2 separate regions of the Mus musculus genome follow, and region 2 is linked to region 1. Evidence: chromatin loops called from intact Hi-C (ENCODE). Cell type or tissue: heart. All regions are shown on one strand.

What was found. Peaks named below come from ENCODE experiments on the same cell type or tissue, not always from the same donor. Only the 100,000 strongest peaks of a DNase experiment are listed, where the experiment ranks them.
Region 2: a loop joins it to region 1, with 3 times the contacts of the local background. A loop is called at or near these places in 12 of 42 quality-filtered maps.

Annotation. Positions count from the first base shown.
Region 1 is chr8:109,564,266-109,566,765 of GRCm38, forward strand. Dhx38 (DEAH (Asp-Glu-Ala-His) box polypeptide 38) reads right to left here and starts at 1,596. Exons shown (of 27, transcript NM_178380.2): 1 at 1,226-1,596. Txnl4b (thioredoxin-like 4B) reads left to right here and starts at 1,627. Exons shown (of 4, transcript NM_175646.4): 1 at 1,627-1,798. In heart, no CTCF peak of the experiment used is centred here; a DNase peak (open chromatin) is centred at 1,516; H3K4me3 peaks cover 2,379 bases; H3K27ac peaks cover 1,795 bases.
Region 2 is chr8:107,587,528-107,590,027 of GRCm38, forward strand. It overlaps Psmd7 (proteasome (prosome, macropain) 26S subunit, non-ATPase, 7), which reads right to left and starts at 955. Exons shown (of 7, transcript NM_010817.2): 1 at 752-955. The coding sequence starts at 825. In heart, a CTCF peak has its summit at 988; a DNase peak (open chromatin) is centred at 934; H3K4me3 peaks cover 1,266 bases; H3K27ac peaks cover 1,188 bases.

The DNA of each region.
Region 1 (2,500 bases):
CACCATCCATATTCTACACACTTGCTGACTTTTGTTGTGGATCAGTAGTGGTTTGTGGGAAAAGAGAAAAAAAGCATCCCATAGCAGGCAAAAAAAAAAAAAAAAAAAATCTCTTGAATAACAAACTGTGTTCGCCAAAATTACTTCCAAGAAATGTTAGGAAAGAGCATGTCTGGAACGTGTTTCAGAGACTGTAAGACCTCCCAGGTGTTTGGCTGATGTCAAATTCATCTTTATCTAACACCACCCGATTATAAGCTTGGACCTATGTTGGACATGTAGTTAATTATTCTCATTCCGATTAAGTTTATAAAGCATGAGAACTGTGACTTTTGAATCTAGACTTCTTTTGCTGTGTTCTAATTAACATGCACAGCTCTCCCAAGGGGCGCTGCAACACAATGTGGATGAAGAAGCAAAAGTTTCCCGAGGTAGAAGAGAGAAACAAAGTCGCATCTTATATGCATATTAAGAAATCTTGACAGGAAGGCTGAGATACAACGACTTACATCCTAAAGTGTCATTTGCATGCAAGCAGAGACTACTGTCTGTCTTGTTAACAAATGGCAAAGTAAAAACCTGATTAGATATCATTTATTGAAAGCGAACAGGAAGTCAGACATTTCTCTGGACAGGAAATTATTCACAACACAGGACAAGGAAGGACTTAATTAGCGGCTCAAAATAGCAAATAAAGCGGTCCACGGCCAGACTATGGAGAAACATCGGTGACAAAGAAGCCACAATGGACTTCTCAGGTTAGCAACTGCTTACTGCATGCGTCGTTAATCCACTTGCTATTCTCAACAATACCGATAAAGGAAAAACAAGAGCCCTTTCCTCTTAGGGTTAATACTCTACTTATAGATTATCCGCCAGATCTAGTGGAGACTCTTCAGTGAGACAGGAGGAAGGCACCAGAAGCCCTACCCAGGCTCTCCAACTATCGGGTACCAGGTTCGCGTACTGCCCTAAACGAGGGCACAGGGAGGACCCCTGAATCTCCGTGGGGCCGTTCCCAAACACCGGGATGAGACCAGAACATGGACAAAGTCCGGAGAAGGCTGAATGAACTTCTCCGCTCAAGCAAATAGAGAAACTTGGGTAACAAGGACTAGAGGAACTCTGAAATCAGGGCCCAAACAGAAGCCGCGAGCCGACACCGGCCGCCTGGAGCCGCCATGGCTGCCGAAGGACAGATCTGGAAAGAGAAAGAGACGCTCACCTCACCAAGCACGACTCTCGAGGCCTTCGGTTCCTGATCTGGAGACGCCAGCGCGGCCACCGCTCGATCCGAGGGTCTCAAAGAGGCAAATTCCGCTGTTTGAAAGCGGCCATCATCGTCCCATAATGCCCTGCGCGGAGCCTTCTATCCGTCCAAAAAGACCATCGAGAGCAGCCCACAAATCCAGGGTTCCGGGACGCCAGAGTGCAACCCCGCGAACAGGCCTTCCGAGCCTCAGTCTCTTCCTCTGGGTTCAGAGTCTCCTTGCGACCAATCGCGCTTGGCGTAAGAGTCAACACCCCGCCTCTGGCTCGGGGGTGTGCAAGGGAGGACAACACGAGACCGGCCATGTTTACTAAGGGCGGAAATGACGTCACTTCCTGTCGCTGGCGGCCAGTGCAAAGTGGAAAGGAACTAAAATAATCTTGTCGGATTACCGGACTATTGACTGGGGCGCGCGGTGGCACGTTCGTTTTCTGCGTCCGTGTTTCTCACTTCCGTTTGGGAGGATTTTTTTTTTTTTTTTTTTTTTTTTTTCCTGTCGGAGGAAGCGTTTCTAAGGATACAGCCCAGGTTAGTTGGGGTCTTTCCCAGGATGGCAGTGAGGAAAGAGGCAGTTGTGCCCTAGCTAACCGGTGGAGGAGCCCGGGTTGCTGACATGTAGACCGAAGTGTCCTCCATGGCACCTGTGAACCAGGGGGAACCCAACCACCAGGTTCTTATCAAAAACATGCGTTGGGTGTTTTGTAGACGTCAGCCCTGACGTAGATTAAAGTGACATACCGCTGTAATCCCAGCAGTTGTGAGGTTTAGGCATAAAGATTGCCACAAGTTTGAGGCCACTCTGGGGTACTAAGCGAGATCCTTGGAAAATAAGTTCATGTTCAGATATGTCCTTTGGTTATATCTTAGGATGCTTATTTCCATTATCCTATGAAAGCATTACACGTTAAGTTTCTACAAAAAAGAAGAATCAGACTTTACATACTGCTTCCGAATCTTTTCTTAGTAGCTGTATAAGATAGTTCGCAAGACTACTACTATCAGTGCCCTGTTGACAGACATGAACATAGGTCTTTGTGTCTATGTTCATATTCTCAAAAGTAGAGCTGTTGTGTAAAGAGGAGGCCAGTTTTCTTTCCAAAGAGCTTTTGCATCCAAATTCCAACGAAGTAGGCATGCCTCCGCTCTCTCTCCATTCTGAGTGTTACCGTCTCACTTGGTGTTTGTAGACTCAATGCATTTCTTAAATCTGCCTTTTAACTTGCTATCCTT
Region 2 (2,500 bases), 2.0 Mb before region 1:
CCGAACAATACAACTGAATTCAGACTCAAAAGGCTCCGTCTTGAGGTTTTTTTTTTTTTTTTTTTTTTTTGGCTCTGGTTGAGTTAGCTGCACAAAGCCTGCTTCAGACCAGGCACTAGCGCCGACTTGACTGCAAGTAGACTCCCTACTGGACCTTCATATTTGTTAACTCCTCACACTAATTATCTTGTAAAACTTCCGAACACGTGCAACAGGTCTGGCCGGATGAACGGCTGGAGCAGGCAAGGGTGGCAGTGAGCTACCCAAGGGAACTGTAGGCTGGCCCCAATCTGCACCTGCCTCGTTTTTAGAGGAACAAGCCGACACCTTATTCATTCCCATTTTAAAGGTACCATTCGACCAGAATCCCAAATCGAAACTTGGCTATGATCCCTGCCTCATCCAGAAAATCGTTCATCGGGGACTCCGAGACCGGGGTTTCAGTGACAGCTTTTACAGGCACGGGCACACGAGACTGAAGCTCGGTCTTAAACGGCGCCCAGCCGTTCTGGGAAAAGGCGCGGCCTCGGCGGGTAGCATCGTTCCGGCTCCGGGGCCTCGCCAGGCGGGCCAGACTCAGGAGTGGCGGCCTCGGTGGGGGTGCGAGGCTGTCAATGGGTACCGAGCACCGCGGTGTGGAGCCGCTGGGGTCGCTTGTCCCAACCCGTGTCCCCGGCCGCCGCGTTTGTGCCCGGCGCGCCCGTGACTCAGCAGCCCTGCGCCGTGTGGCCGCCACGCGCCACCCGCTCACCGGTTGAAATGATCCACCACACTGAGCAGCACCAGGGGGTGAACCACCACCTTCTGCACCGCCAGCTCCGGCATCGCGACACAGCCCGACCACCGGCCCGGCTCCCTGCAACCCGCAAACACCAGCAACCGCAGCGACACAGGCCGCTCCTCCAGGCCCCAGCACCTCCCCTTCCGGTTTGACCGCCGCTGCACAGTCGACTTCCGCTCCCAGAGCGCTTTGCGCTCGTGCCCGCCCTGTCGCCAGGGGCGCCATCTTGAGAAAGGGAAAGAACCGCCTTGCCTTCTGTGGGACTTAGGCTATTGACGAAGCTTGGCATTGAGCCTTTCCCTAGGTTTTTGTTTTTGTTTTTGTTTTCGTTTTTGTTTTTCCTCAGTTGTTTGCCAGCTCACCATTTCTCCTCCTTGGAAGGTTGTAGAAAAAGGCAGATAAACATAAGTAGTAACAGCGTGTACTTCTACTAATCAAATAATTAACGACATATATTTAACTTTCTTTTTTTTTTTTCAAAGATTTACTTATCTATTATATGTAAGTACACTGTAGCTGTCTTCAGACACACCAGAAGAGGGAGTCAGATCTCGCTACGGATGGTTGTGAGCCACCATGTGGTTGCTGGGATCCGAACTCTGGACCTTCGGAAGAGCAGTCAGGTGCTCCTACCCACTGAGCCATCTCACCAGCCCTTAACTTTCACTTAACACTTTAAGTCAGCACTGTTTCAAAATTTCCCAGAGGAGTTTCATTTGTTTGTTTGTTTGTTTTTGGGTTTTGGTTTTTGTTTTGTTTTGCTTCTTTTTTTTTTTTTTTTTTTTTTTTTGAGACGGTGTTTCTTTATGTAACAGCCCTGGCTGTCCTGGAACTCACGTTGTAGACCTGACTGGCCTCTACCTGCCTCTGTTCCCTGAGTGCTGGAGTTAAAGTCATATGCCATCACACCTGGTTTTTATTTATTTATTTTTAATGTTTTATTTCATTGCTTTTGAAGTTGGGCCTTCTATGACATTGACTAGCATGGAAATTGTTGTATAGTCCAGGGTGGTCCCCTGTCTCTACCTCCTCCTAAGTACAAGGGTGACAGCATATGCGACCACACGTGGTTTAGAGATGCTCTCGGTCTCTAACACCAAGGGCACACTTTGGGTGTATGACTGGATACTTTATCTATAGTTTTTATTTCTGGGAATTTTCCTTAATGCTCACTGTGACATAATGAGTGCAACAACATTCAGGTTTTGTTAATCCCAAAGATTTGGGGAGAAAGGCCACCAACCCAAAACACCATGGCTAAATTAATTAAAATTAATTAATTAAAGCAAGCATTTTTATTTATTCAATTTAATTTAGTTTTTATAGGGGTCCCCAATTTCAATTCAATGCTTGGGTGTAAGTATCTGTCTGTCTAAGTCAACTGCTGGTAGGGCCTCTTAGAGGACAGCCATGCCAGTCTCCCGTCTGTAAGCATATCATAGCTTTAAAACAAGCATTTTTTTATTTGTGTACATGGGCTGTCTCTTCCTAAAAACGGGTGTGTGTGTGTGTGTGTGTGTGTGTGTGTGTGTGTGTGTGTGTGTGGTGGTGCTGGTGCAGGGGATGGTTCAAGAAATCAGCATTGGGCATGAGAAAGACAAGGTTTTTATAGCTCAGAGGTAGGGAATTTTCAAATAGGGGATTTGGTGCTCAAAATAGGCAGGGTTACAGGAGCAGAACATGAACATAAGACATCAGTCGCAAAGACCCTCTGAAACA